Regions from separate parts of the Mus musculus genome. Here regions 2, 3, 4 and 5 are each linked to region 1. Evidence: chromatin loops called from intact Hi-C (ENCODE). Cell type or tissue: left cerebral cortex. All regions are shown on one strand. Each heading gives the region's core, and the rest is flanking DNA. Links, peaks and the distances in the headings are about the cores only.

Evidence for each region. A loop is a pair of places that touch in the nucleus more often than their neighbours do. Peaks named below come from ENCODE experiments on the same cell type or tissue, not always from the same donor. Only the 100,000 strongest peaks of a DNase experiment are listed, where the experiment ranks them.
Region 2: it touches region 1 in a loop (1.8-fold over the local background); 3 of 42 quality-filtered maps call a loop at or near these places.
Region 3: it touches region 1 in a loop (7-fold over the local background); 11 of 42 quality-filtered maps call a loop at or near these places.
Region 4: a loop joins it to region 1, with 3.0 times the contacts of the local background. A loop is called at or near these places in 5 of 42 quality-filtered maps.
Region 5: it touches region 1 in a loop (2.9-fold over the local background); 8 of 42 quality-filtered maps call a loop at or near these places.

What each region holds. Positions count from the first base shown.
Region 1 is chr12:99,559,308-99,565,659 of GRCm38, reverse strand. It overlaps Gm26839 (predicted gene, 26839), which reads right to left and starts at 1,819. Exons shown (of 4, transcript NR_136760.1): 1 at 1,704-1,819; 2 at 388-517. It also overlaps a transcript of Foxn3 not described here. In left cerebral cortex, for the core only: no CTCF peak of the experiment used is centred there; DNase peaks (open chromatin) are centred at 1,912, 2,744 and 3,227; H3K4me3 peaks cover 2,755 bases; H3K27ac peaks cover 2,014 bases.
Region 2 is chr12:99,708,370-99,714,721 of GRCm38, reverse strand. It overlaps a transcript of Efcab11 not described here. Among named protein-coding and RNA genes, the nearest start is that of Gm19951, 68 kb to the right of the region's middle. In left cerebral cortex, for the core only: no CTCF peak of the experiment used is centred there; a DNase peak (open chromatin) is centred at 2,846.
Region 3 is chr12:99,836,073-99,842,424 of GRCm38, reverse strand. The region is part of intron 5 of Efcab11 (EF-hand calcium binding domain 11); the gene reads left to right. Among named protein-coding and RNA genes, the nearest start is that of Efcab11, 44 kb to the left of the region's middle. In left cerebral cortex, for the core only: a CTCF peak has its summit at 3,469 (motif pointing right); DNase peaks (open chromatin) are centred at 3,506, 3,783 and 5,811; H3K4me3 peaks cover 111 bases.
Region 4 is chr12:99,880,863-99,887,214 of GRCm38, reverse strand. Efcab11 (EF-hand calcium binding domain 11) reads left to right here and starts at 3,773. Exons shown (of 6, transcript NM_030172.2): 1 at 3,773-3,933; 2 at 4,358-4,453. The coding sequence starts at 3,859. Tdp1 (tyrosyl-DNA phosphodiesterase 1) reads right to left here and starts at 2,697. Exons shown (of 16, transcript NM_028354.5): 1 at 2,663-2,697. In left cerebral cortex, for the core only: CTCF peaks have their summits at 2,571 and 3,799; DNase peaks (open chromatin) are centred at 2,179, 2,757 and 3,714; H3K4me3 peaks cover 2,480 bases; H3K27ac peaks cover 1,198 bases.
Region 5 is chr12:99,094,031-99,100,382 of GRCm38, reverse strand. No RefSeq gene overlaps it. Among named protein-coding and RNA genes, the nearest start is that of 4930474N09Rik, 66 kb to the left of the region's middle. In left cerebral cortex, for the core only: a CTCF peak has its summit at 3,296 (motif pointing left); DNase peaks (open chromatin) are centred at 3,011 and 3,296.

The DNA of each region.
Region 1 (6,352 bases), core at 839-5,838:
CCTTGACTTTGGGGCTTATAAACCCTCTCAGAGGGGACACTAGGAAGTCATCAGTTTCTACTGTAGATATATACCCTGTGTGTATAAAGCAGAGTCAATAGTGTCTCTGACACAGAACAAAAGAAAACACGAGGGGCTGGCGAGATGGCTCAGTGGTTAAGAGAGCCGACTGCTCTTCCGAAGGTCCGGAGTTCAAATCCCAGCAACCACATGGTGATTCAAACCATCCGTAATGAAATCCAATGCCCTCTTCTGGAGTATCTGAAGACAGCTACAGTGTACTTACATATAATAAATAAATAAATAAATAAATAAATAAATAATCTTTAAAAAAAAAAAAAGAAAAAGAAAACACAAGCAACAACAATAAAAACAGAAACAGTGTACCTGGATGACTGAGGCACTCACTTAGCCTGGAGCTGGGAGCCTCAGCAGAGAAATCCGAACAGTCCAGGTCCTGCTAGCAACATTTCTCAACAGAGACTAAAACGTGGCCATGCTGTAGACTGGGGCTCTGCTGCAGGTAAGAAAGAAGGATGCTGAAAACCTACCTGCATTCCCACAGTGCTTGCTGGGGGGGGGGGGGGCGGCAGATAGTATGCTCTGCGGCAAGGGGTGGGGGTGGGGTGGGGGGAGACCTGAGGCTGAGATTCCATCCGCACTGGTCACCAGCTGGGTGGCTTTGGACCAGTCCTTTCCTGACCCTCCACTGTCTCCTTTGGAGGTGTGGTAAAGATCACTGGTGAAGTACTTTGAAGATGGGCGAAGACTACCACATTACAACACTAGGCGTGAAAAGAGTCACCTGTGACACTCAGTTTATAATGTTTTAAAAATCTTCTATCGCTGGAAGGGAGAGGCCACAGCACTTCTCAAAGGGACATTTCCTGCTCTCAAAATAGAAGTCAGAAGCCACGGTTTTAGTTTTCTTTTTGGTGTAAACCACAGCACAGGCGGTTGTTGCTATTAGCAGTCTGGCTGAACTGTGACCTTCTAACTTAGACTGTAGGAATCCCTGAAAGAATACTTTTCAGTTGCCAAGCCTTTCAAACAGGTTTCCCCAACTAAAGCACTGTTATCATGAATTAGGGGCTAATGGAATTGTCTTCTTAAAGGAGAACCTGCGAGATTCCAGTTAGGCCACAGTAGAGAGCCAGGAGGGTGGAAGATGGGGTGGAGGTGGGGTTGAGTATGGGTGGGATGGGGGAGGGGCTGGGAGCCATTGGTTTAGTGAACTCTTGCAAGGTAACACACTTGTTCAGAAAGAAACGTAGAATTTTTACAGTCCTTCTAATGGCGCACGAGCTGATTTGTGAATCAATCCAGGATCATAATTTACTTTTGGTTTATGGGATTTGGGAATTTTCGCATTTGTTTTAATTTGTAATTAAGTTTTCTCTACGAGGCACACCATATGCCACCATTAATTCTCTCTAGTTGATTTCTTAGGAGATACATGGGTGCATATTTTGATGTAATTTTAGAGGTCTTTTGAAAATCAGATGACTACGTGGTGAGCCATATGGGGCTTTGTTATTTAAAACACAAATTATAAAGCTAGAGAAAGCAAAATGGAAAAAAAAAAAACCAAAAAACTTCTAACGGGGACAAATTGGGGGGAAACTGGTTTCAAGCGCACAAATTGTCCACTTTTTTTCTCCCCGATATTCTGAAATCTCTGAGGATCCCGCGATGTCTCTTACCTTCTGTGAGCGCACTCTATACCACAGGTGCACGGAGCAACCCTCCCGGCCACGCTTGTGCTTTCCGCCGGGGCTGCAGATTCTAGCATCTGCCTTCTGGGAATTCGGCTGGAGCCAGCGCCTTTCTTTGCACACCCAGGCTTTGGCACTGAGCTCTGCTTTCTCCGCACCCACGGCGGCTCGGCTTTCCCGCTCGTGCTTTCCCAGGGCTCCCCCTCCCCGGCTGCCCCTCAGTACGTGCAGGCTGCAGAGCGGGCCGCGGCCCGGACGGCGAGCGCTAGGACCCAGCAGGACTCCGGGCCCGGGTGGGAGCCGAGCCGCCGACCCCGGGCAGGCGCCGGGCGCTGGAGCCGGGTGTTCCGGCCGCGGTCGGTGCAGCTCGGCTGGGAGACGGCGCGAGCCGGCGGCGGGGCCCCCCGCGAGTCCAGCGCCGCCGCAGCCCCCCAATGCGGCCGCGAGAAGCAGCTGGGGGGCAGGCGATCGAAGGTAAGGAAAATGCGGCTCTCTGGCTGCCTAGCGAGCCTCTGCCCGGGTTAGCATTGTCACCCCGAGCCTCGCTGCCCAGGCTGCCCATTTTGGGGGGCACCCTTGGCTTTTTATCTTAAGGTGTCCGCCCCCATCTGTGCTCCTAGTTTTGGATTGATTTATAGCATGCAGCCCAGAATGGGAAAGATCCAGGGATGGCGAGTTGGTTATTTTCATTAGTTTTTGTCTCAAAAGTAAGTTCATTTAAAAAAGAAAGAAAGAAAAGAAAGAAAAGTTTTTTTCTGGAATTTGTAGATAGCTGGGTTTACATTTTAATTTAAAAAATTAGCAGACAATGGATATTTATAAAAATTACCGAATAATTGATGTAATTCCGTTAATGACTTCGGAGGGAGGCGGCTCTGGAGGGTCCTCAGGCATGACTTGTATTTTCAAGGAACTAACGTGTTAAATGTGGAGTTTGGCTGGGGCAGAGTTACAGCATCGCTGTCGTAACTGTTTTGCTATCAATTATAAACAGAGTGTCTATGGGCAGTTTAAACCTCTTTTTCAAATACCGGAGCTTCATATCCCGGCGTGACATGGACAAACCAGAATGTCCATTGAAGGAAGCAGGAGTGTTTCTGTTTTTGGAGAAAAACGTTGCATTGAGGAGAAAAAAAAAAAAAAAAAAAAAAAAAAAAAAAAAAAAAAACCAGATTCCTAGCCCGGGAGACTATTTTTCATGCTTTGTTTATAGTCTGGGAATGACATTTGGGAAAGGGGAACGCGGTCTTTCTTGGGAGCTTTTAATCGTGGGGGTTATTAATTTATTTAATTTATTAGTTTCAATTGGTTGGGCTCCGGGAGCCTTCCGTCACCAGGTTATGCTAGCGTTGGGACACAGGATTGCGAAGGCGAAACTGCCAGCCCGGAAAGGACTGGACCGGGCTGGTGGAAGCTCCCCGTGGCGCTGTTGTAGGCTGGGTGCTACCGGCTCATTGAGGAAAATGGGGATGGCTCTCGGAGCTGAGGAAGACATCAGTATTTCCCTTTTGTTCCCTGTTTTTTCCATTGATCTCCAGCTCTGCCTTAGCCAGGGGGAGCAGCTCTGAGGGTGCAGAGAGCCCTGAAGACTGCACGAATGTCTGGAGCCCGCTCTAACTCTCACACTGATTGGTCAGTCTGATGGGGACTTAGGAAAACAGTCACCCGAAACCGTCTTTTAAAACCTCGTCTTAATTTCAGATCTGCCGGCTTGTACATGGGTTCCTGCCTGGTTTCTCTTTTGATCTGGGTGCATCTGGCTCGCTCTGGGTGTCTTTATCTTTAATTTTGTGTTGTTGTTTCTATCCAGATAAAGTAGGCCATTTTGGTGACAAATTTCTCTGCAGATGTCAGCTTCTAGCTCGCACTGATAGATGTGGGGCTTCACAGTGATTTCTCTCCATAAGTTGTAGGATGCAAAGTTGCTCAACTTGGAATTAATTTTTCCTAATTTTTTTTTCATCTGAGCATTTAAATAGCTACACCAACAGATGGAAGCTTAACTGTATCATTACTTTGATAATTTAAGTGCCTTGTGAATTAGTATGTTTCTCGCGCTAAATCTAAGTCTTTAGACAGTGGAAGGGAAAACAGACAATGAAAGGCAAGCAATCCCGATCAGCTTGCAGACTATTGCAAGAAATTGTGGCGTCTGCTTTGAGCAGAATACAATTCACATCCAAGAAGGGGCGGGGGTGGGGGGGTCTTTTACCACAGAAGGCAGAATTAGAGATAGGGGATGAAGCGGGATCTCTATAAGACAGCCTGCAGCCTCTCTGGACATCTTCATTTGAGCCTTAAAGTGCCTCATTAAAGAAGCTGGGTCCCAGAAGTTGTTAACCGTATAAACACTTTTCTGATTGGTTTAAATATTTAGACACAGGAAGTAGATGGTATCTAGTAACCCAGGAATGGAGACATGGTTGTCATAGAAACTGAGAAGTGTAACCCCACCCCACCCCCACCACACATGCATTCACTACCATGACCACCACTTAGGGGGGAAAAAAAAAGCCCTGCATGTCATCACAGATGCTTGGAGAACTTGCTGGCTTCTGTTAGCTTTCCCACAACATCTGTTGAAACCTGAGACCATGCCTGTCAAACCAAGGTCATTTTACAACAACAACCAAAAAACAGAGCCCTCTGGATTTCATAACTGTATTTTTATTGAAAATAGTTCAGGGAAGAGCCTGAAAGCCAGTGTGAGCGTTCATGCTTACTTAGCATTTTGGATCCTCTGAGTTAAGCAAGAGGAAGGCTGCAAAGAGTACATTTGAGCCATTAATTGTAGAACTATGTGTCTGCTTCTAGAGGTGTGTCTCTCCTGTTAGAACAAAAGTCCTTTTTTACAGACTTAGAGACCAGAATGCAGCCAGCGGAGGCAGGGTCATTTGGCAAAGGCGTTATGAAGTGTTTCCGGGCTTGCAAGCCGGTTCCAGGTGGAGTTGAGGTGTTTGATCATGAAGGTCTCTGGGGGGTTGGACAGGTTCCCTTGGGCTATGCCTGGTGCTCAGGGGAGCAAAGGGCAGGGTGTTCTTGGTGGCTGAGCAGGGGGAGGAGGTGCTCCTAAGTGGAGCGAGGACCATTTCCAGACTGCAAATATGACTGCCCAGTTGATTAGATGCATTTCCTCTCCCGTGAATGGAGAGCGGTGCTTTCCCGTTTTTGTTTTTGGTTTTTTTATTGAGGCTATTTTGGGTGGGTGGGGCGGTCCTCCAGGCCGTTAGCACACATATCAGCTATATCTTATTCATGGTGAGGAATACCAAGGAGAAAAGTTTAGTCACCTCCTCCAGCGCCCCCTTTTCACTCATTTTGCTAAGCAGAGAATAACCAAACATACCTCTCCTAAATTTTGACTTTGAGGTGCTTCAGTAAAACTTGTCGATATAACAATCAACACAGTGGCTAGAATTTGACCTGTTGTATCCATGACAATCTTTAAATGGTAAGGTGGTTTTTTTTTTTTTTAGTATTTATTATTATTAATTATGCTTAGGTGTATGTATCTGCATGTGGGTGTGGACACATACCAGAAGTCCTTGGAGCTGAAGTTCCGGACTGTTGTGAGCCCTCTCGTGTAGGTGCTGGGATCCGAACACAGGCCCTCTGGAAGAGACCTCTTAACTACTGAGCCATCTCTCCAGCACCCCTTTTAAAATATTTATTTATTTATTTATTTAAGGCAGGATTCCTCTGTGTAGCCCTGGCTGTCCTGGAACTCACTCTGTAGAGCAGGCTGGCCTCAAACTCACAGAGATCCACCTGCCTCTGTCTTCTAAATGCTGAGATTAAAGGTGTACACCACCCCCACCCTGCCAGACTCCTTAATTTCAAGGTCTTTATATTTGTGTTTCAAATAACTTCTCTCCATATGTGGTATATTTAGCACTGCACTGGACCCTTTTCTTAAAAAGGTTTTAAATTTTATTTAAATTGCAGTTTGGTACTTCTAAAAGAATATCACATCTCCCTTGTTTTTCTCAACTGATTGCCTCAAGGAGTGGGGGGAGAGATGAAAGAGTTCCTAAATATGTCTTAATGCTTATTTAATATCCTATATTGATGGTGTAGCAAATAGCTTAGAGCCATGTAGTGTCCATGATCCGATTACGGGTGTAGTTCACGATCCCACGTTATCAAATATTTGGTGCTCCGGGACTTGATGGCATGACTGGTCCCTCTCAGCAAAGGATTTCCTGTTGAGAAGTTATCTGCAAGTACAGCAAACTGCCATTGGCAGGAAACCTGACAGTTGCTTGTTTTTACAAACTGAAGGAAGTGAATGAGACTTGTTAGTTTCCAGAATCTACCTTGACTCGCTCCAGCCTGCCCCAGAGTTTGCTCAGTTCAAAGGAGGTGACCATGAGTTGTACGAACGATGAGCCTGCTTCAAATCACTGGCACTTCCGTGAATTTCCGTTTTGACTTTAGAATTGGAAGAATTAATCCTTACGCTGTCAGGTACAGCTTCGTTCACCAATACAAATGAGCAAGGTGCTCAATGAAGTCCTAGCTCATTCCCAGTTGTCAGAAAGTCACTGATAGAATCATTCAAGCTGGCACTGTTTGGATGGCTGTGCCAAATTTTTAACAGTAGTTTCAGAATACCAATCAAATGCCAAAGGAGGGAA
Region 2 (6,352 bases), core at 816-5,815, 150 kb before region 1:
CCTGAGTTCGAGCCCCAGAATGTATAGTAAAAGACTAAGTGGGCTGGTGCATAACCCTAGCTCTAGAGAGACAGGACAGTCCCCTGAGCTTAATGGCCAGCCTCGCCTAATCCGTGAACTCCAGGCCGATGGGAGACCCTGTCTCAAAAAGCAATGGCTGGTTCCTGAGGAACAAGACTATAGGTTGACCTCTGGCTTCTTTGTGCCTCTACACAAGTACACACACACCCATATGAGCACACACTCACAGATGCACTTTCATATACCCCCAGAAAATTAGCAAGAAAACCAGCCCAGATATGGTAGAACAAGTCTTTAAAGTAGCACCTGGGAAGAAAGGAAGCAGATTTGCTTTGTGCTTGGTGTACATTCTGAGTTCCAGGTCAAGCTGGATTACAGAGGGAGAGCCTGTCTCATCAATCTCACTAGAAATTATTGTAAAGCTAACTATGGTGGTACACACTTGAATCCCAACACTGGAAGGTAGAGTCAGGAGGACCAGGGGCTCAAGGCTAGTTACATAGTTAGGCTAAATTAAGACCCTGTTCAAAAAAGGAAAATAAACAGTAAATATTGGTTCACCTATGAACAGATTTTTCTTCACAGTTATCTCTTTATAAGAGGTGAATGTTGGGTATTTTATTTTATTATTAAAATAGTTGAGATCTATATCAGCCATCTCTTTTCTTTCATTTAAGAAATGAAAAAGCAATCTCAGGAAACAGCCTAGGCCAAGTTATATACATGGAGAGAGCAAAGGTAGGCACTGAAGCCTGTCGCCTTGACAACAGACTATCCTACTTGGCTGGGACAGAGGCCCGTATTCTATAGTCACAACTGTTTGTAACCCAGTTCAAGGTTTTCCCATGGAAGGTATTAAATCAGTTCCCACCTTATGGACCACCAAAGAAGTAACCAAAGTGACAAACGATTATCAACCAGACTCAGCCTTGACAACCAAGAGTGAAGAAAGGTGCTTTAGGCCCTAGCGGCATTATTCAGAACAAAGCTCTAGCAGTGCTCTGTTCAGAAGAAGCACCTTTGCGTAGGTGTGCTTTCCCACTAAAGCAGTTCTTCTCTGTTCTATAAAGTCTACATGAGCTCTTTCCCCAGCCACTCTGCTGAGTAGCCACAGTACGCTTCATTCATTCACTTGACATGAACGAAAACAAGCTGTGTTGCTATGTTTTCTTGACTTTTAACTTTTGAATTTTTTGATATTGCAGAAATAAAGACTTAAAAAAATCCGCATACACAGATTAAAATTCAGAGGTTCGGTGAAAGTGTTAGGTGGGTAGAATATTGTCCATGCAAGCAAAAGGGACCTGAGTTCAGTCCCTAAGACCCACGTGAAAAGCTGGTGTGGCAATGTGAACCAGTAACCTCAGCATAGGGGAAGCAGAGTCAAGAACATCTTCCGGGCTCACTGGCCAGCCAGTCTAGAAACCGCCGCACCCCCACCCCCCACCCCACCCCACCCCTGAGCTCCAGATGCAGTAAAAGACTTTGGCTTTAAAAATCAGGTAGAGAACAATTAAGAGAGATACCTGATGTCAACCTCTGCTCTGCCCCACACACACACACACACATCTGCACATTCATGCACCCACACATATGGACGTGAACACATGCACAAAATAAATAAGCAAAAATGATCATTTTTTAAAAAAGAAATCTACTGTCATTAAGGGTAGCAGCTCACAGTGACCTGCCTTTTGGAAAAACAAATTTAAATTGGATTGGCCACAAGGATTAAAAATTAGCCTGTAAACAATCTAACCCAATAGAATATAGTATCTAATCCAGATTCTCTTAGGTTAAATTGTTAAAGTAGTTTGAAATATGAATAAAAGAGAACATTGTTCCAACTTCAGAGAAAACTAAAGATTAATCTGTATGAAAACATGAGCTAAAATTGAAATAGATCCCACACTTCATGCTTTGCTGATCCTTAAGGACTTGGGAGAGAGCAAAACAGTTAAGTTTTCTAAAATAAATCACTTCAAAAGGAGCAATTCCAATAATATTGAATTTATAGAAAAAAATTTGACCAAGGGGCTGGAAATATATTAAACGTATTGTCATAGCAACAGTCATTGTAAGGCTGAAGTCGGGTCTGGGCATCTTTCTTATTCTGAATAAGGAAGGCAAGCTTGATTTTAAATGACTTTCTAAGGTCAAATGTCTTAGAGATGGTGCTTGAATCAATTTCTTTAACAAGCTTTCCCGATTGCTACTGACTGGTATTGGATGACTCCCTTCCTTCATCCTTCCCTCCCCCTCCCTTCTCCTTTCCCTCCCTGCCTCCCTCCCTCCCGTCTTCCCTCTCCTTCCTGTTCTCTCTATCACAACCATAAATAGAGTTGCATTCATTGTTCCACTTAGAATTCCGTTTGACCCACTTCTTAGCTAATACCCAGACGTATATCCAGCAGAATGTTCCTCTCTGTGCCAACAGAAAACAAAATTCCAAGACTCTTTATGCCTTTCATCACATGGAAACCTCCTGGCCATTATCTCTGTGAATGTTTCTTTCACTGCCCATTCTTAAAGAGAATGTCCTATCAGACTGCAGTTGTGCACGCTCAGTGTGAATGGCTTATCTAACAGGTCTCTCCTGCTCTGTTCTCCAGTCTTCTCGTGCGTATTCCTCCCCCCTCCCTCCTTTCTCTCTTTATTTCAGCTGATTAATATCTGGTCTCATTCATTGCCAGGAGTGAATGCGAACGGGTGCAGCCCTTTTGGAAGTCAGACAGTCTCAGAAAGCTAAACATGGACTTGTCACATGATCCGGAGACCAAGCTTCTAGGTGTTTTACCCAACTGGTTTGAAAACTCATGCCCGTACAGAATAGTTATAGCAGCTCTACTCGTAATTGTTTAACAAAAACAGAAGCAAAACAGAAGCAACCAAAATGGGCCCTCTAAAAACCGAGTGGGTAGTCTGTGAAGTACTTGTACCATTCTGTTCAAAATTGTCACGGTCATCCAAACAAGCAAAACTGAGAAATCCCAGAATTGCCTAAGAGGCCATGGTGACTAAACATGAGAGCCTGGATGGGACTCAGGTACACATCACATTCATTGACCGAATTCTTTAACAAGCTTTCCCCATTGGTACTGACTGGTATTGGATGGCTCCCTCTTTCCATCCCTCCCCTCTCTCTCTCCCTCTCCTTCCCTCCCTCCCTCCCTCCCTCTCTCCTTTTTTTTTTCCCTCCTGTCCTCCATCTCTCCTTCCTTTCTTCATTAGTCAGTCAGAATGTAGCCATCATAGTTCATTGGCTGAATGGAGTTAGTTAGTGAGAATGTACACATTATAGTACATTCATTGACTGTGGCCAGTGTCCATTCCAACGCCAGATGCTAAGACCACAGAAGCTCAGGGCCAGGGACACAGGAACTGTCTGACTGGCTCCATAATTTCCCTGTATATATAAAACTGTTCTAAAGTTAAGTAAACTTGTTAACAACTCAGATCTTGGTATGTGATAGTGATCAGACCACTATTTAAGCTTACAGTAGGAATATTAACAAAGCTATGCAAAGGCAGTATATGACAACTCAAAGTAACATTAAAGGATACATTAGTAAACCAAATGAATGTGTCACACGCTAGTGAGATGGCTCAGTGGATAAAGGCCCTTGCCCTACAAAGTGGAAGAAGAGAACTGGTTCCCAAATGTTGTCTTCTGACCTCCACATCAGTACCATAGTTGTGTATACACGCGCACGCATGCACTATGGCAATTATATAGGCCTCTGTGCAGGACTTCTGAAGGGCAGCCTCTGGGTTAGATCTTTGGTATGTTCACAGCCTGCTGAGTGATTTTGGTTGGTTTCCGACAAAGAAGAGACCTCATATACTTTAAAGTGCCTACTTTTGGATTGCACTTGAAGATCATTCAAAAAAACAAGAAAAAAGTCCCCACTACTCTATTAATGCATTCAATATACATTTCAAGGAAAGAAATTCTTAGCTTTGGATCTATTGAAGAGAAAGGCCCATTATATTTCTTTTGAACGTCAGAACCCCTCACAGCACTGAGAAATCCATAAGGAGCTAGACACCCATGTGTCTAGACTATCTAGTTCCTAGATAGTCCTGGGGGCAGATAAGAAAGACCCGTCCACAATGGAGCACACCAGGTCACCAGTGTTCTCTGCACTCCTGGTAGGGCCTCAACATGCCCAGAGTGACAGCCTCGAAAGCCAGCATAGCTGATGGGAGATATAGCTCAAGAACTAGTCTGTCTTTCAAAGTTAGTTTATCTTTCTGGAAAGGAAGGGGTGTGTGTGTGTGTGTGTGTGTGTGTGTGTGTGTGTGTGTGTGTGTATGTGTGTGTGTGTGTACAGGCATGCTTTTGTCTGTTCAGGTGTGCATGCACCAGTGTGTATATGCAAGCCCGAGGTCAGTGTCGGGTGCCTACTCTATAGACTCTCTTCACTTTAGTAATCGAGGCAGGCCCCCGGCTGAACTTGAAGCTTGCGCATTCAGCTGCACTGGATGGCCAGTGACCCCCTAGGATCTTTCATCTCTTCCTTCTCAACACTGGGGTTCCAAGTGTGTGCCCAGGTTTTACATGGACGCTAGGGATGGAGCTGCTGTCCTCATGTGTATACCACAGCATTCTGTCAACTGAGGCCTATCTTCCCAGTCCCTCTTAAAGGTTATTAAGGCCTAGAGCCTACTTCTTTACATCATGATTTCGTACATCATATTATTCCCCCCTTATAATTGAATTAAGGTAACATAATTTCTGTTAGATTTCCTTGCATTCTAGCAACATACATAAAATAATATAGTCAGTTCCCTTTCCTCAATGGCTCTTTTCAGGAATGTATCAGTTTTGCTGACCTCAAAACATCAACTTTGGGCCTCATTGCCTTTCTTTATGCTTGTTTTGGGTTTCACTGTTTTGGGCCTCATCATTGGTATTAGTTTGTTTCTTCTTCCTTTCTTTGATCCTTTTGTTTGTTTGTTTCCTCTTTTAATTTCTTTATTATTATAAATGTCTGTAGTATCTTCCCGTTGTAGCTTTAGTTCCCTCTCTCAGGTTTTGATCTTATCTCCGTAGTCATTCTCTGTAGAACATTTTCTACTTCATGCTATGAATTTTTCTTTAACTCCTGTAGGCCCCAGTCTTCTCGCAGCAAACAGATGCAAACGCAGAGATTCAGGGTGCTGAGACTAAGTGACTGGTGCATGTTCATCCTTGAATGGGATATCCATATTAGCCTCTTCAAGGCTTAGGAAACATCACAGGAGATGGGCTGGAAAGAACAGAAGAGTCCAAAAATGGGAGGAAGGCCCTGGAATACTGTTTTAGAAACATGGCATAGCAGTGGTACTTATGACCTCATAGCAGGACCTGCATAAGACTGTGTCCATCAACGTTCAGTCATAAACGGGGGAAGGAGCTCACAGGCCCATCCCGTCTTAGAGGAGATATTAATAGCTGATAGATGCTAGGGAAGAGGAAGTTATTGGTTATTGTCTTAGGTAGTATAGCTCCAGGTACACTGCCTATGATTCAGTGGTTAACTCCACACCCATGCCTACACTGGACACAAAGACATAAAAGTGGGAGGGCCATTTGTAAGGAGAAAGAGGTTGGTGGAGAAGCAAGGGGGATAAAAGAGGGTGGGGGGCATGTAACCATAATATAATATAGAAGTGTATGTAAATTTCAAGAATAAATTAATAAATAAAAATTTTAAAGTCCCATATTTTCAAGATTTCTGTCTTGATTATGTAGAAATGAAACAGAGTGGGCTGTTGGAAGACTGGTGACTCATATACAGTTTTACTCAGCTTTAAACCTTGTGAGCTACAGTAAGAACTGGCATGTCACAATATGCCATGGGTACAGTAGTGGCATGAATATTATAGGAGTAACCAACTACATTCCGATATTATAAATCTAGCCAATTACCCATATCAGGGAGCTTATAGACCCAAGGTGGTAAACTTACCACTACTCTTATGCTAAATAGGCACAGGGTCAAAGTACCCTCCCAATCTATATTTCCATATCCATAGTTGAGTGTAGCTCTCACAAGTTTCTTTGTATGGTTAATGCGACTAATAACTGGTCAGCATGCAGGGAGTACATGGTAGTAGATTGCTCAGCCACAAATGAGACATTATGTCATGACCCATCCCCCAAAGGCTCAGGGACTATCCCAGAAGAAGGGGAAGAAAGATGTAAGGACCAGAGATAAAAGAGGGCAATAGTGAACCAGCGACCCCTGGATTTGATAGGACTGGCTACACTCATAAACACACAGCAGCTGTGGTTGCCTACACAAGCCCTGCACATGATCTAGCCAGTCAGCACTTCAGCATGAAG
Region 3 (6,352 bases), core at 939-5,938, 280 kb before region 1:
AGTTCAAGCCAAACTACTTAGTTCTCAATTCCTTTATCTTTTGGTTAAAGGAAATAAAAGTCATAGGAAACTGATAGATAATCTAGACATTTTATTTTATATATCATATTGTTCTTCCCTTAATGGTCAAATGTTTTATTATATCTCAAAAATATAGCTCCTGACTTAGGAATACCAATCTGATAGTAATGGGGGAATAGACTAAACTCACAGTTCAAATGTCTACAACACCAATAGACATGTTAATACATAGTGGGGAGTCTCACAGGGTCCTACCCCTAGGTAAAGAGCTATAGGCAACTAGTGGCTACTAAGATGGGGAAAATTAGTCTCTCCCAGGGATGAGTCCCATAATTGGTTAGGTAATATAAAATGGTCAGCCTTAGATCATATACACACAAGTAGACTAAATGGACTCAGCAGGATATGTGTGCATATTTGTGTATGTGTATGGATATTATGTAGTATGTATATGTGTACATGTATATACATATGTGTGTATGTAACAATTACAATGAAAGAAAAAAGAGACTGTCAATTGAAAGGGGAACATGAGAATTGGAGAAAAGGGAAAGGGGAAAGCGATATCATTATATTTTAATAAAAAGTTTTTAAAGAAATTTAAAACTCTACTGCCCCATGTTCAGTCCAGCCTTATTCACAATAGCCAAGATATGAAACAACTTCTGTACCCATCAATGGGTAGATGGATAAAAGTGATTATGGTATGTAGCTGTATATACATACCTTTAGCCATATATACACATGCATACACATATAAGGCAAAATATTATAAACACTATTTGCCACCATTTGAAGAACATTAAACCAAAGGAAATAAGCCAGGAAAAGAGGGACAGATTTTACATAGAGTCTTTCACCTGTGGAATCTAAACATCATAAGATTGATAGAAACGATAGAATTGGCAGCTGCCAGAGTCCAAGCAGTGGGTGAACGGGGTGGGATTCTTGGTTAAAAGAACTACTTGTAATTCTAAAGTGAATGCATCCTAGTGATCTAATGTGTCACATGATCTCTGTAATTAAAAAATAAACTGTATTTTTACCACAGTTCCTAAGTATTCTTAAAGCATACACAAACACAAAGGAAATGTATCAGATGATGAGTATATTAAGTAGCTTGATTGTGGAAATCATTACACAGGGGATACATCAAGGCATCATATTTTATACTGCAAATATACAATTTTTGATGTTATACCTCAAAATAAGTCTATCTATACAAACTTAAGTATTATTCAAGAGTCATGCTACAGGATATATAAAAATGAAAGCAAAGCTTACAAAATACTTTTCTTTTTAAAGTTTTAAAAGATTTTTAAATTTTTTAATTATTTTTTAAAATTGTATGTATATGGTTATTTTGCCTACATACATGTCCATTCGGCACATGCATGGCTGGTACCTGTGGAGCCATAGAGAAGGTTAGCACAATGCTTTTCTTAAATATCTTACTTAAGATCCTTATGGCCCACTCACACCTTCAGATAGAAGCCCTGTCTTGGAGAGGACACACCAGCACTCATTGAGGAAGAGGGAAGGCAGAGGAAGCAGCTCGAACAGGCTCCCTCCTTGAATGTATCCCGTCTCGCTGGAGAAGGCAGCTAGTGAGCATGTAAGTGAATGAAGAAATGATATGAGCAAGAAGACAAAGAGGAAGTTTACTTGTTCAGAGTTTATGTGCCAAAGTCATCTGTTAAGTTGGAGAGAGCAGCTTTGGTTTTATATTTCCCTATTACTAATTGTCTTATTCATTTATTTCCTTTGATTGTGTGTTAGGGGATGTCATGTGTATGTTTGTGTGGGCCCATTAATGTGTGTGTGTTTGTGTGTGATGTATGGGTGCATGAATGTGAATGTGTAATGTGTGGGTACATGATGTGTGTGTGTGTGTGTGTGTGTGTGTTTGTGATGTGTGGGTACATGATGTGTGTGTGTGATGTGTGGGTGCATGAATGTGAGTGTGTGATGTGTGGGTGCATGAATGTGAGTGTGTGATGTGTGAGTGCATGAATGTGAGTGTGTGATGTGTGAGTGCATGAATGTGTGTGATATATGGGTGCATGATGTGTGTGTGTGTTGTATGTAAAGTGCATGGACGTGAGTATGTGATGTGTGGGTGCATGATTGTGTGTGTGTTGTGTGTGAGGTGCATGAATGTGTGTGTGATGTGTGGGTGCATGATTGTGTGTGTGTTGTGTGTAAGGTGCATGAACGTGAGTATGTAATGTGTGGGTGCATGATTATGTGTGTGTGTTGTGTGAGGAGCATGAATGTGCATGTGATGTGTGGGGTGCATGAATGTAAGTGACATGTGGGTATGTGAATGTGTGTGTGTGTGTGTGTGTGTGTGAGATGTATGAGGTGCATGAATGTGAGTGTGTAGGTATATACACAGAAGAGGGTATCAGATATCTTGCTTTATTGATCTCTACCCTATTCTCATTAGAAAGGTTCTCTCCCTGACCAGAAGGTCTCTGTTTTGGCTAGTCTGTCCATCTGGCAGCTGCCGGGATCCACTTTTCCGCACCTCCATTTGCTGTGTTTATAGGCAGGTGCAGCCATGCCCAGCTTTTTTACGTTGGTGTTGGGTATTCAAACTCAGATCCTATGCTTGCCCAAGCAAGTGCTCTTACCCACTGAGCCATTGTGCCAGCTCCCATTTGTCTTCTTTATCGGGCTTGCAATTGTGATTTTTATGTAGAGGCTGACTATACATTGCAGCCTCTTCTGCCTGCCTGTCTGTCTGCCTGTACATAGTCTAGTAGAGAGGTCTTCAGAGACTAGATTTTTCATACTGCTGCTGTTATTCATTCTTCAGGGTATGTTTGTCATGACCACAAGTGACTAGATGTACTTTCCATGGCAGCAAGTTCCCACAAATCTCTTAATTTACTTGTTTGGGGAGGGCAGTTTCATAGGTTTATTTGCAGTCATATCTTCACCCTCAGGGCTCTCCCAAACCCTCCGTGTTTAGAGCACATTGCCAGGCATGTGCCCTTAACTAGGAAGGCAAGGTCAATAATAACATGTGAAATCAAGAATCTTTTACACATTCAAAAAATATTTAAATGTAAATTATATCCTCAGTCATTTTACTTCCACCCAAACTGATGTCTGCTATGGACACCAACGACTTGAATGGTATGCAGTCCATTGAATTTGCCCTTTTTCAAGTTTCTAGTTTTTATTGCAGTTCTCAGTCTTTGCTTTAGAGTCTGTGTTTATAGTAGAATAAATCAAATTAGCTCCAGTAGGTAGACTTAAGCTAACCAGAATCTGCCTCCTTATCTGAAGGAACCAGTGTGAGTGAACATTAATTTGGCGGACAAAAGAGGCATTTTTAATTTTATTTGATGAATGAAATAAATTACTTTATTATAAATTAAATGTGAAATAAACATTTATGATCTGTTCTCAAGGAATAAAACAAATTGAGTGCCTAGCATATGTGTAGTAGATCTCTTTGTCCAGTTGGTGGTGCTAAGAACTCTGATTTAATACATTTGTATGCGCGCGCGCGCGCGCGCGCGCGCGCACACACACACACACACACACACACCACACACACACACACACACACACACGCCTGACTGAATGGAGAAGTTAAACCTGAAGCCTTTCTTAATAAATGTTATTTTTACTGGGTTTTGAATTTTTAGCATAAAGTGTGTGCCCAAATCATGTACTTTCTAGGGTTAAGAAATGGATCAAATCTCTCAGATGGCAAGCAGAATGCATTTATAGTAAATTCCCGTATCGAGATGATTGGCCCACGTTAATGCCCATCTATTGGAAATTGCAGGGTTGTGTGACATCTAACTCCATCCTGCAATAGCCTTTTGAGCCAGCTCATCTGGAGGAGACGGGTGCGGCTGGTAATGGATGCTGGAGAAGTGGAGTGGTGGTCCTGGTCATGTTTATGTGCCAGAGTTAGATTTACAGATGCTGATGGCCTATGGCTATTAGGAGTTTGCTTTTCTATGGATGTATTGCTGCGACAGCCGGCACATTGCTTTGCTGGGGTGAGGTTTGTTTCTTTAACCCCCGAAGCCCTTGCTTACAGCTCTGATGAGGCCGCATAGAGCGCTAGCACGTCGCACAGGCAGATCCTGCACAGTTCATAACCGCCTGCCAGCTCCTCAGCTTCTTTACAGCCTGCCTTCCCCAGTGGCGGCACAAACATTCCCTGAGGTCAGGAACATAAGGCCAGGTGCACCTTTGCTTTTGTCCACCTTAATGCTTCCGTGGCTGTGTGCACAGACTTAGTTCCTTTGGTACCGGTAGCAAAAACCCTGAAGACTTAGCAAGGGACAGGAGACCTTCCTCATTTCTAGGGACCCCTTATGCTCTACACCCCCAAAGTGATTTTTTAAGGTCAAAAAGTTCCATAAAACTGTTAGATTTACCCAAAAGATACTACCGTTGTTTTATCTTGGTTCCAGACATTTTCCTGTCACCCACAGGGATGGCTTCTGTATGTCTATATGAAGCTGTTTAAGGGTGGAAAAGGAAGTGCCCATTTGCTACAAGGGACAAAAAGGTGGTACCAAGAGTTTGTTTAGGTACTGAGTTATTCTACAAAATTTTATCAGGCCGTGCTGGGTCTTGGGCTTACAAAGATGTACTCTAGGAGAGCCTGAACACATCAGAGTCTGTGGGTTTAAAGAAGCCGGATGCTGGGTGAGGATGTAGCTCGGTGGTAGATTGCTTGCTGGCATGTGTCAGGCCTTGAGGTCAACCTCAGTGACCACTCCCCAGAAAAAAATCTTACAGAAGCTGCAAGATCCTCCCACCATGTCGAAATTAATAAATGGTCCTGTTGCCTAGATTTAAATGTATTATAAATTTATAAACGTAGGTTATAGGAGTATCTGTCATTTAGTTGAACTGAGAGTTTTAGTACATTTTCTGTGTTTTGGCTCAGAAGGTTTCTGTCCAATGATAACCGTGAAACACCTGATGGTGAAGCGTTTGCTAATAGAGAAGTTAAAAACACCAGAGCCAAGTGTACCCTCTTTAAGAACTAGCACAGCTAACGGCTTTGCCATGATCAGGTCTTTGAGATTTGGCCTTTACAGTGCCTTGGACTTGAATAATGGAGATGCTCAGGAATCATCTACAACATCCCTTTGCACAGCTCAGAAAATGGAGCCTGAACTAACGCTTGTGTCTACCCAAGGTCACGTAGGTCGGATCCTAACTGGGATCAACTGACTTCCAATTCCACGATACTGTGTTATTTTCCTCCCTGACTTTGACACAGTGAGCCATTTTCCATGTAAATAAAAACAACTGTACCTTGTTCCGCCTCAGTAAACGTCCATACTAAATATGGAATGCATTCCTGCACAATTGCACAATGCAAACCCGGCCTGCTCCTGAGGCAGGTAATTAAGGAGCTGCTGTATCCATGGCAGAGCCCGGCTAGGGAAGGCAGGGCACACCAGGCTCTGAATGTGCAGTTCTCAGCCAGAGCCAAGGAGCGGTGGCATGGCTGTGCCCAGGAAGCAGACAGGCTTTCATTTGCCGGTTGGCTCGCCTGCTTCTTGTTTCTCGCTAGATGAATGGCATTGTATGCCGCAGGTGTATTAGTAATTTCTGAGTTTGTTCCCCACTAAAAATGACCTCATTGTTTTCTGCTGCTTCTCCATAATTATACAGGAACAGGAAAATAAACCCACCCTGAGTACAGTCCGAAGCAGAAATCTTGTGTTCTTTATGCAAGTTTGATTTATAGACGTGAACTGCAGAGCAGAGTGACGAGGAAACATTCATCTTCCCATTGCTCGTTGCCATGGCAACGGAGTACACAGAGTAGTGTCATTCCAGTCCTGGTGATGTCTGCAGTAGTTTATTCCTTTGTTGTGCGCGTTTCTTAAGCAACTGCCTCGCGTTCTCCCATCATTACAATTAATCATGCATGCACGTCCTTATCTTTCATCGCACATAGAAAGTACTAAAAAATGCATGACAGAAATAGGGAGAATTTAAATATGAGTGTGGCTTTAAACATGCATTTATAATTTCCCCCTCTCAGTCCCTTTGGAAAAATAGGTCATGTAAAAAAGAAAAACTTGTATTAATGTATAGACGTTCCAATGAGGAGAGCAAGGCAAGCCTTTGAGGAGAAGCCAGGAAAGCTTACGGAACGTTACATCCTGAGACCCCCAGAGTGTCCACCTGAGTCACTTCACATTTTGAGTAAAACTTTTCCCTGTCCCCCCATAAAAGCTTCTGGAGAATCTTTTATTTTTATTTATTTATTTATTTATTTATTTATTTATTTATTTATTTATTTATTTATTTATTGGTTTTTCGAGACAGGGTT
Region 4 (6,352 bases), core at 507-5,506, 320 kb before region 1:
CTCGTGTGTCATCCTTGCGCAGACACCATGCTGATCTTTATCATCCAGAGGCTGGCTGCTGCCAGGAGCACAGTCTGCAGAATCCAGAGAGATGCTCACCATCTCGTCCCAGGTGAATACAAGGACCGTGGCCTGTATCAGTAAGTCAGCATCTCGGAACCCCGAAAAGCCTGAGCAACCTCTCGGGTAACTCTAAACTCCTCAGACAATTTTTAGTGTTACCTGCATTTCCTAAAACCACATTGGGGGGTGGGGGGTGGGGCAGGGTGGGGGCATCCCTACCAATAATGTACAATGAGCTGGTAAAATAAACAGAAATGAAGTTTTGAAAAAGACATTTCTCAGAAAGCAAAGCCCCCTGTTTGGTCCAGGCTTTACGCGAACTTTAAGTCTGGAGATGGCTGACATTCAAAACTATGCTGGAGGGCTGTTTACCATGGAAGGAAATAGCTAATGAACTTGTACCTTGTCATTCTGCCCACCAGGTTACCAACCTCATTATGCAAACAAGGTCCTTCTCCTGCTGGAGAGGAGCTGCTGCGATGTAAATGTCAAGATCGTGTAGGAAATGGCTTCTAATGTGGAAGAGTGGATCTGGTCAGCATCCGATTGCACTGCTCCCTCCAACAGGACCAGGTTCCCAGCAGGCCAGGGAGCTTTTGGAACCAAAGACCAGCCTGATAACATTCCCCACGGCTTCCTTTCCACAGTTTATTTTCTATCTCACCAGGCAGTGCCTAGCATAGCAGAAGTGCAAAGTCACAATAGTAGTAAGGGACATCGAAAGAAGGAGAATACAGGTGTACCCCTCTACCCACCGAAGTCCCAGCCTGGAATCAAAGCAGCAGTGATTCCCACAGTGGAAGCAACTGGGGCCTGCCACCGACTGGGCACATAACAGCACCCCCCTCCAATTCCAATTTCTACTTAAATCAAGGAGAAAGCTAAGTTGTAAAAAATGCTTTACATTTTGCTTCTGAACTCCCAGTGGGTCCCGGACTCCTCCACAGGCACCTGTAACACTTGTTTTCCTGTCAGTAGAATGTAGCTTATGGCTCCATTACAGCTATCACAGCAAAATAAAGTCTACTTTGTAAAAGTATTTACATAGGAGTAGATTCAAATAAATATGAAGAAAATAACAGCATATGTGTAAAGAGAATAAATAAAAACTAAGGCAGGCGAGGCAATGGAATTTGGCAGTGTTGGATACTGTACCAAGATGGGGGAAAAAATCTTATGGAATCCTTTCACCAGACAGCAAACTCAGAATGTCATCAGAAATTTCCTTAAGGGCTTTTAAAAATATGCATGGAGGGCTAGAGCTTTGAGCCGTGGATAAGAGGGTTTGCCATGAGTTCCAAAGCCCAGCATAATACCTGTGCCTATGACCCCAACATTGTGATAGTCAAGGAGGTCTGAGAGTTCACTGGCCAGTCACCCAGAAAGAAAACTGCCGCCATCTTCAGGTTCTGTGAGATTCTGACTCACTAGAACAGGGCAGAGCGCAACTGAGGAAGACAGTCGGAAACTGCCTGTATAGGTGTGTGTACAAACACACACACACACAACAGCTGATGAAAAAAAAAAAGGCACTCCGCTTAGAACCTTGCTTCCACTATTCCCCGGTTGGCTGAGCAGACTCAGTATTTCTTCTATATAGACACTACTCCTCAGACATTTAAGACAGAGGCACCAGATTCTTCCAAGGTGGTCCTTCCTCTGAGCCGGGAAGTAAGCAGAATTGAGGTCGGGGATAAAGAGTTAATAATATAAAGCTTCTATCCTAGACAGGTTTAATTTCAGGGTGAAAGGCACACATTAACACATAAAAAGCCTAAAAGTCAAGATGACTACAGATGCTCACTACATTTTACAGGGATAACTTTTCTTTGGAATCATTTGTGGCATAGCATGAGACCTGGGAGGGAAAGGAATCCGCGGGCTAAAAGGCAGTCGAGAAACATTCCAGACAGATGGAATCCAACCTGCTGAAGGCCAGGAGGAGGTAGCTAGGTTCTAACTGTAACACAGGAATGGTCCAGAAAGAAGGGGTGGGGACAGTAAGGCAAGTTAAAAGCCGAATTTTATTCTAAAGACAATGGGACTCCCAGTGAGAGTGCCTTGGCCCGTCTAGTCTTTTAAAATGATCATATGTAACACAACTTTGTGCACACGTGGCGATAAGGACGCTTCTGCAGGAGCTGGGCTGTGGGGTGCTGACGATGGTCAAGGAGCAGTAATTTGGGGGTACAGTAAGCAAATCGTAAAGCTGCCAACGTTCCCCGAGCGCTCAGCTCTGCCCAGACACAATTCCAAGCGTACAGACTCATTTCAACCTCAAGACAGCCCAATATCACGGCGGTGTCCCTGGTGTGGAGCGTGGTCCACGGAGGGAGCGAAGGCCAGCGGCTCTGCAGCGCGTCCCAAGGGTTAGGAGCGCAGGGTCCGGGGCTCCCGGGACTCAGAGCGGAGGAACCCTGCCCAAGGACCCCGGCCTCGCCGCTCTCCTCGCGGTCCTCACCGAGCCCTGCTGGCCTTCCACTACCACATCTGATGGCAGCGGCCATCGCGCCGCCATGAGGAGGGCGGGCGCAGAGTTACCGCCGCCGCTGCCGCCAGAGCCCGCCCCGAGCCGGCGCCCGCAGCGGCAGACACCTACCTGACCCGCCAGGCCGCCGCCGCCGCCGCCGAGACTCCGCCCCGCGGCGCGCCCGCGCATGCGCGCAGTTCAAACTCGCCGGCGCCGCCGCCTAGCTAGCCAGCCGCTTCCCCTTCCGGAAGCCCCCCACTGGGTCCTAAAGACAGCCTCATTTGCCTGAGACCAAGAGGACCAGAAAAGAGCCGAATGAACGCCTCACTCTCTGCTAGTTTCCTGTTGAAAGAAGAGAGAAACAGAAAGCTGTGGTAGCTTCTCTCTCGAGGTTAATTTGCAAACAACGACTCCATTCTGGGGATGCTTTTAGGCAGCTTCAGGCTCTCAAGGCTAAGACAGCGGCGTGCTCTGGGAGATGGGTGAGCGGTAGAAAAAGACAGCTGCTTCAGACTTTAAAATCGACTGCTAGATAAAAAGTTAAATGAGCTCCCATCAGACTCAGAACCTCCTTTGAAGGTTTCTCCTTTGAAACGGTCATGTTCTTGTCAATCTCACTGATTTGCCAGAAGGGTAGAGGGTATTCCTCATCTTCTATAAAGATGTCTGGTATGGGATTCTTGTGCTGTTCCTTAAGTCAGCCTCACGTCAGGCATCGCCTTCCGGGGGGTTGAATAATCAATTCTGTGTAAACATTCAAAAAAACGGGACATTCCGTTTAATTGTCCTAGACACAGTGTTACGTGCCAGGGTTACCAAGAGGGCGAAAATAAACATAGTAGCTGCTCTGCGAAGGCCGTCCAAAGACTTGCAGTTTAAAAATGAATCTTGGTGTTCACTCATTATTTGTGTTTGTGTGCTTTTTTTTTCACATTCTTCGTGTGTCTCCTGCCAAATCTAGCAATGACACGGGTCAGAATAATCAAAAAGAGTTTATTGTAAATTTGGGAGAGAGCCTGAAAGCAATCAAAACGAGTTAAGAGAGCCCAGAGGTACCAGACCTCCCTTAAGACAAGAAAAATCGAGTAGGGGCGGGGCCAAGGTCTGGGAGCGGGCCTTGAGGCCCCGCCCCATCGTTAAACAGCGCCTTTAACCAATGACAGTACGAAATCAACGCCAGTGGCTCGGAGACTGACCAATGGGAGGAGACGTTGGAGTTGCGCGGCGAAGTTGAGTCCCAGCGGTGGTGGGCGAGGCCGCAGTGGCTGGTCTGTGTTCTCGCTGCAGCGGAGGAGACGCCTGGCTTGGTCTCCGTGTCGGTGGCGATGTTCTTGTCAGAGGCAGGCGCAAGGCCCCGAGCAGGCGAAGCCAGCGCCTCAGAACGCAGGAAATGGGTGAAAGTAGGTGTGGGAGCGCGACCCGAGTTCAGACTTAAGCCTGACCAGGGCCACTTCTGTCACCCCTCTTGGTTCTGGCATTGCTGCAGGACTCTGATCACTTCCCCGCCCACCACACTGTCCACGGATAATCACCTCGACCTCCTATCCGTCCCATCACCTTCCCAATCCCAGGACTGAGCTTTCGAGTACAGTTTATTCCAGCGGTTTAGAGGAATGGATTTGTCAGCCCCTTAAACTTGGTCAAGTTCCTTAAACTTTGGGGAGAGGGGACAGAGGGAAATCTTTAACTCGGCGGTTATATTGCTTGAGAATTAAAACTAGAGTACTGAAACTGCATTTTGAAAGCTCCACAACCAGGTTGAGTTTAAGATGTCTGTGTTTCTGGTTTCTGGCTTACTAACTGTAGATGTTTAATATTCCTTAGGTATTTAAAGCATGCGATGAAGACAACAAAGGCTACCTAAGCCGAGAGGACTTTAAGGTTGCGATTGTAATGCTGTTTGGGTACAAACCCTCCAAGGTTAGAACGTTTCCTCTCTTCCCCTCGTCTCCTTCTCTCTCCCTTCCTCTTCTCCCTTCTTTAGATGGGGCGGATAATGCTGTAGAAATGAATCCTAAGAAAACTGGCCAGGAATACTTTCTGATACCTGTAGAGCAAATCTCTGATTTATAAGCCTAAAATGCCTCCACCACCTAATTCCCCGCAAACCCCTCCCCCCTTTAAAGGCCCAAACAGGTGCAAACTAGGTATCTATGCCAGTAGAGGCAACAAACATCTCCACGAGTATTTATAAGAAATATAGGGTGGTAGAGAGTGGGAGTCTGGGAGGGGAAGGTGGTCTTGTAAGAGGAAGAATCCACCGGCTAGCTGATACGTATAGTAAAGTTTCTGGGTGGCTTTATTTAATTGGTAAAAGTAATATGTTCATACAGTCCACAAGATCCCTTCTCTTTACGCTAGACTGGGGTCCCACTTATCAGGGGTTAACCAGTTTCTTCTGTATTGTTCTACATACAGGTATAGGCACAATCTTCTACAGAAGTTCCACACTGTTTTATCTTAACATCCATTTTCCACTTAGCAACAAACCCAAAGCAAACCACATTACCATCTTAAAATACAGTTGTACAATATTCTCTTTAGCCAGTTTACCCTTTGTTGTTGTTTGGATTAACCTGCAAGCATTGTCTCAGTGATCATCATGTTACATCTACATACACCCATAGATCATGCCTTTTGTGGAATACATGCGCACATGTGCCTCTGGGTGTGTATGTGAGTGTGAATAAATCATGGATATGTAATTGCTGTACTTGGGAGCATTTGATAGATCAGGAATTCAAGGTCAATTTGGACTACACAATGAGACAACATTTTAGAACAATGACAAAGAAATGAAGATACCAAAATTCTTGGAAATATAATTGCTAAGTCTAAGGATGTACACATTTGACTTTAATTATCTTTCTTTTTTTCTTTTTTTAGAGAGGTAGGTAGGTAGGTAGGTAGGTAGATAGATAGATAGATAGATAGATAGGCAGGCAGGCAGGCAGGCAGGCAGGCAGGCAGGCAGGCAGGCAGGCAGGCAGGCAGGCAGGCAGGCAGATTGTGGCCCAGTGAGCTTCCTTAGGGTGGTTTACAGAAGGTGGGCACCTTATAGCCCCTCTGCCTTCCTTGGCAGGGTTTTGACAGGCCAAGTCTTGTACAGGTAATCACAGCTGTTGTGAATTCAATGGTGCAGAAACCATATGGTGCTCAGAAGCCAGCACTGCGTGTCACTACCCCCACTTCCTCTGATTCTTACTCTTTCCACCCTGTTTCTTCCACACGTTCCCTGAGTTCCACAAGTACACCCTGTGGAGGGTGGACTTGAAATACTCTGGCTGTTAGTTTCCCGAAAAGGCTGCACACCTCCTCAGTAATTAGACCACAGCTGAGCCCCAGTGAACCTTCTATTTTAGTATGATAGTTTCCTATTTACCCCTGTCTCTGTGCTGTTCTGCTTGCCTGTTATAAGCAGTTTAGAGACAGATCCATTCTTGTTAAGCTGCCGGACTGGAACTAATCAGAGTCAAGGCACTGTCCAAATACAAAAGAGTAAACCACAACCATCAAGCAGAAGTAGCACTCAAGTCTGCTTGGAATTCCCCCAAACTCCTCTCCCCAGAACTCACAGTTAGGGCTCTCCTGCTCCTCCTGAGTTGGGGTATCCAGGGACTCTGTGATACCCCATGTCTGTGCCCTTCGATGTGCTTAAATGCACCACAACTCCACCATAAATATATTCCCGCCCCCCAATACGGTTTGCAGACAGCTCGGGGTGGATTCAGAGTGGGTGGAGATTTTTAGCTCCTGAGAGGCCAGCTATGAGATCAGAGTGCTAGCCTGAACTGGCTTTGAAATTGCGGCAGCTCTGCT
Region 5 (6,352 bases), core at 943-5,942, 470 kb after region 1:
TGTTAATTCTTATCATCTATCTGTCCTCTGAGTGTTTTTCTGAGACTACTCATGCCAGTCTCAGTTCTTGTCTACTCTGCTTGTTTGATTTTATGATGGCTGGTGTTGTTCGTCACCTTGACTGGCTCTGCTGCTTCACCTCAGAGACAAGTCTCTGGGAACCTTCGAGGTACTGTTTGGATTAGGTTAGCCTGTGAGGAATTATCTTGAGTAGATTAACTGCCTTGGGAGACCCAGAGTTGGGAAAGCAGAACAGAAAGAGGGAATGCACTGGGCCCTGGCGCTCGCTCACCTTTTGGTTTCTGACAGCAGACACAGTGTGACAAGCTCCCTCAGGCTCCTGGCTCTGAGGCATCTCTGCCACAGCAGAGTTTACCCTTGAAGTGAGCCCAAGAAATCCCTCTTCTGTAGGCTGCATTTGCCAAGGAAAAGCAAGGAACGACGCAACTCCCAATCCCTGCACCTTTTATTTCGAGTTTCCCATTTAATGGCATGGGTAGTGCTTGCTCTGCAGTACTGAATACAAACAAGGGTTCTTAAAAACGTTCGAACCTTTAAATATAGTGTTTATTAGGCACTGTTGGGAGATAGCTCACATTGGGTTGAAGAAATTTCTTTGTATCCTGAGTTTACAAAAAATTTTTAAGTGGATGTTCTGAGGGAGTTGTTTTTACTTGTTAATGTATTACACATCTGTGAACATGTATGTGTACATGGGGGAAAGACCCACCAGACAGAAGTTGAGGATGCAAAACAGAGAGCTTAAGCACTTGAGTCTTTCAGAAGGGGAGGGTGGGGTTTCATATACTTCTCTGGAGATATAAATAATTCTAGTCTATTTGCCCCAAATCTTACTCCTGTTGGAACAAATTAGCACAAATTCTGTGCCTGAAAATGTCATAACTGGATTCTCTTGTGGTGCCAGAGGTCAGAATTCTACTGTTGCCATCCTTCAGCTAAAGTCACAGTGTTGAAGGAGAATGTGTTTCTTGTGGGAGCTCCCGGAGCCAATGCGTTTCTGACTCTTCTGGGTGTGGGAAACTGCTACACTCCTTGGCTCACGTCCTCTTGCTCTAAGTCAGAAGCCTGGTGTCTTCAGATCTTTCTCTGTTTAGGTTGAAACATGGCCTTTCTTCCCCATAAGGACCCTTGTCACCAGTTGGGCTCACCTGAAGAACCCAGGATTTACATCTCAAAATCCTTAATCCAATCCCATCTGCCTAATCTTTACATCATATAAGGTCACAGCAATGGGAATGAAGATACCTTTAGGCTTTTTTATGACTCTAGGGCATGTGGCGTGCATCGAGTCAAACCCTATGTGTTGATTTTAAATTAAAAGAAAAAAGAAAAAGATTTGCTGTTGGCAAGCCCGTGTGATTTCATCCAAGTCAACTTCTCAATGGCCACAAGTTACCATGAATGCTGGTGGCTCAGGAGCGGTGGCTCACACCTATAACCCCGGCATTGAGAAGGTTGGTGCGGGATGACTGTGAGTTAGAGGTCTGCCCCAGCTACACAGAGAGTCCTTGTTCAGAAAGCATAGGAACGGGGTGGTTCTGCCATCAGCTGCCCACCCCGGGCTCAGCCTGCTGTTTTAGGAACAGTGTATCCGACAATTTCTATCCAACTGTGTGCATTAGTGGAGTCTAAGGTCCTTTCCATGCCATTGCCCAGGAAGCCCCGGTGGGTTTCCTTTCACCAAAGCCACTGACTTCATAGTAGTTTCAGGAGAGGTCAGCACCACAACTGCAGAAAGAGACCCTCCGTACAAAAGAAGGAAATCCCTCTGCGTAGCCACAAGACCTTCCGGCCAGGCGACCATCTTCACTGTGGATTTTGGAGGTGCCAGTTTTGATTTTCCACAATACGTTCTTTTACCTAAAAATCATTACATCTGATCTAATACAGTACCAAGCATAGAGACCCTAAGATGTCTATATTTAACATTGCATTCAGTTATGTATCTCGACCTGTGGATTTGGGGGTTACCCTTAACCTTCTTGTTACTAAGATTTCATTCCCCCAACTCTCATTTCCAACCTGGTCTGTGATTTACATTTGTATATGTTTTCTCTAATGATAATTCTGGAGGGTCACTCACAGTCAAAAATCAAACTTTATCTGGAGGGAAACACAAGGCTGGTTGGGATCAGCTGAGATAGAAAAGAGGCCACCCTCCTCCCCCAACTTCTGCAGGGCCCCTCATCCAAGACATTCTCTTTGCTGCCAATTGCCTTCTCCAAGCGAGAAAGAATAAACTAATTTTATACCTATTCAGTCCAATAACGCTCATTGTCCTACCTCCACCTCCAGTGATAAGAGGCAGGAACAGTTCATTTTCCATTGCTAAGCAACCGCAAAAACAGTGCGCCCCGCCTGTGCCCGACCGCCCCGGCTGATAGGGATCGCTGTCTAAAGTTCGTGTTTGCATTCTGAAGTCAACAGTAATTGTAGTTCCCTATTAGTCTTCATTAGGATAGTTTATGGCTGGCCTAACTCCAGTCTCCACTCAGTAGCTTGAATGTACTGTCTTCCTAGGGGAAGAAATATTTGGCAGAAAAAAAAAAAAAAACCTTGTGCGGATTTCCTCCGCTCATTTCCCTTCGGTAGGCCAGGAAAGTACGGTCCACACCCGTAGTTCCCTAGCCTGGGACAACAAGGCCACTGTTGAAGGCATTGGAGGAAACGGGTGGGAAGAAGGCCGTGTACTCCTGGGCTGGCTTCCGTCTACTCTACGGAAAAAGTAGGTCAGTGGTGCACAGGTCCGTTTGGTAAAAGAGCTCTTGCATTTGGGGGCCAAACGCACAGCCCTTCTTTCCAGAGCAAAGGTATGTAGGGCCTTTTTCCATAGACCCGAGTCTCCTGGCTGGCTGACTCAGGACTGGGTGAAACACTGGCCTTACTGTAGAGGTTCAGTCTCAGCCAGCTTGAAAGAGCCGCTCTGGGCCACCAGCTTCCATGTGTTGACTCACCTCGAGGCTGCCAGCCTGCCAGCCTAGTTGCCAGCTTAGTCCGGGAGCAACCCAGGCCCTCACATAACTTGCCCTTTTAGCCCCAGCTCAGAGTTCCAAGGCTGATGGGGGGTGTGGGGTGTGGACAAATATAGAAAACCGCTTCGAGCAATTAGTGAGGATATTACCCTCCTTCTTAGACCCCATCCTCAAACATCCGTTTACTCTCAGCACTTTTCAGAGACAGTGTGGCTCCTGACATCCCTCCTCTACCCCATTCCTTAGAATCGCTGAGGATTTGTTAGGGCCATTCTGGAAAACAAGCCTGCTTGCGCCCCCTAGTGTACACGCGAATCAAAGCATTATAAATTGAGTACCGAGAGCTTGTCTCCTCCAACAGACTGGGGCAGCCCCAGTCTTGAGGCCTAGGGCAGGGACTAGAAACCATCCCTAAATCTTGTCCTCCACCCCACTCTCACCCAGGCCTGCTCTTCTTGAGTCCTTCCTTAAAGTTACTTCCGCATGAAATCTAAATCAAGTCGTTGAAACACCTCACGCTTACGGAAGGCAAGGAGAATCTTTGCCTAGTGGCGGACAGTGCAGAAGCCCAGTGGCTGTGAACTGACACCGGAGTTCAAGTCCCTTTGTTTTGCTACAGTTTTTAAGTTGTGCCATCGGCTCTCTTGGGTACCAGACACCCTGGGATGATGACTCCTTAACAGAAAAAAAAAAATCCTGGAAGGAGAAACTGAATTGAACAGCATGTTTCTTGGATCCTGATCATCTTGAACTTCTGTCTCTCCCTGTCTTCTTCTGTCACCAGAAGGAGACGGGAGAGAGCCCAAGAAAACACAGAGAATCTGTTGCCAGAATCTAAGGCAGGAACACTGAGGCCTGAGGAGGTTACCAGGAGCCATGCAGACACTAAGAAAACCAGAAAACCACCTTCTGGGGTAAAGAGGAAGGTTGCCTACCAGAAAGCTTAGTCCTCAACCAAAGACTTACTTAGACACTCTTCCTAGGTTGGCTCACTTGATGGAAGTCGAGGTGGGCTGGCAAATGCATTTCGTGTCCTGCGCATGAAGTCTGAAGTGTAGAGAGTGTTCCTGAAGGATCAGTTTGAGAAGTATCGTGATTGATTAATAATGTCTGCTGTGAGCATAGAACATATGAATGCTGGTATACATAGAGACTAGGTAAGGAAGTAAGAGCGAGCGTGCTTTGTATACATAGTATGCCATAGTATCCACCAGGGGTGTTATTAGTGGGATTAAATTGATTCCTAAATTGTCTGGAGTCTAGAGAACTAATTGCCACCATTCCCGTCCTTACTCTAAAGTGCCCCATCACTGCCCGATCAGAAGGCTGATGTGGGAGAAAAACAAATGGCGGTGAGAATATTGTTTGAGTTTCCCCACTCCTAGGATACAGAGTTACGACTCCACAGAGGTATTAACCGAATGTGTCTGCATGCCCAGAGAGCTAGCAAGTGCTCTGAGCATGTGGAGAAAGGGTGGGACTGTCCAAAAAGCTTCCAAGTTTGCGCCCTTGTGAGTTACTCAATCCAGAAGATCTCACCGGAGAACAAGGTCATTGCCTGCACATCATAAACACAAGACAAGGAAGAGGAAGAGGTGGCTCCAGGGTAGAGTGCTCACCAACCCCCGACCCTGTAGACTTTCATACAGCCAAAGGTCCTAGGGTAGGTATTGAAGGGCTGGCTCGTCTCTAAGACTGTGTACCATATCCGGAGGACACCCACAGGTGGCCACAAAGTACTTGGATCTCAGTGTGTTGCCCTACAAGATGCACCCAGAACCTTTGTCCTTTTCTTCTCTGTCATTGCTTCCATTTAAGTCTTAGCCAGGGTCACCTCTTCCTGGAGGTAGAGGCGTATAGCACTGGCCCCTGCAGTAGTCAGGGGCTGAGACAGGGTCTCACTATGTGTAGCCAGGCTGCCTTGGAATTCATTATGTAAGGCAGGCAAACTTCAAACCCATGGCAGTGTTCCTGCCCAAGTGCTGGAATTCTGAGCATGAGCCCCCACAATTTGCTGTCCTAGCCTCTTGACAGTGCCCCCATCGGCTTTATCCCTCCAGGCTACCTGTGCTCTGGAGTCCCCTCTCCAAGCATCAGTCAATGGCATGACCTTTTTGAACACAGGACCCTAGCATCACATGCTCCTCTCTCTATAGACTCCCCCCTCTTCTCCCAAATCCTCACAGAGCACCCTTGGTTTCTCTCCCCACTCCCATTCCCCTTGTCTTGTATAGCTGCAATAGCTCTTCAGAGAAAATACTTCTGCTCCAGGCCCTTCTTTCCTGAATTTCTCTTTCCCTTTCTGTTTGGCTGACATCCTCTCTCTGCTTGGATGGTAGCATCTTTAGGGAACTCACAGAGCACCTTAGGCTGTCCTTAAGGCACCTATCACCATCGGAACCAAGTATCTGTAAAATGATTTGCACATCAGCTATTCTCTGCTAGCCTGGAAGGCTCAAGAGAGGCCCGGAACGTTATTTGTCACCGTGTCTTAAGGACCATCTAAAGCTCTCGCACACTTCCTAGCACAGAACGGATACTTGATAAATTAATAATTTGGGGTGGGTTTGAGGGAGGGATGAGTGGAAGAAACTTTCAGAAATTAAAGTTTGCTTTCACCATTTGCCCACCCTACTGAAAAAGCTAGAGTTGGTGGATGTGGTCCAGCAAGAGAGAGGAGAGAGAAGGCCAGACTGATTGAAGCAGAGGGGCAGAGGGGTGCCATGGGACCACAGCTTTATTTCCTAGGGATCTCAGGTTTGCATTTCCAAGACAACCAGAAATGTGTGCCCAGAATTCTACTTCCCAAAATGTAATTTAAAAAAAAAAAAAAAGAAAAGAAAAGAAAAGAAAATCTAACCCCAAACTGACTAGAGCGGAGGGGAGGAAGTTAAACCCCAAGCCTCCATTCATGCTGCTGGGAAAACCATATTTAAAAAAGAAACAACAGGCCCCATCTCTGTACTTTTGTGGCAACTTTGAGCCATCCTTGCCAACCACAGCAAGCTAACTGCCAAACGGCATGTTGCTCTGCCACGGGAGCATCTGAAATCTAAGGAAGTTGATGTGTCGAGCAGTTTTCCAAAGCTCATTTCTGTTTTTAAGGCAGACTCCAAAGAGTTTTACCCACTGATTGGTCATGTAAATTGCTACCCCATGGCTCAGTTGCAACACAAGGGAAATAACATTGGGTTTGGGCTCCCTGACGTCTGTTTAGGGATCTTAGGCCTGAGCTACTGGTTACTTTAGTGGAGGCATGGTGAGGAAGTGGTGTTGGAAAGACCGTGAAGTGTGGGAAACTTTGCAGGGTCTTCCAAAGACTAACCTTGGGGTCAGTCTAACAAGGTTAGGATCTCGGT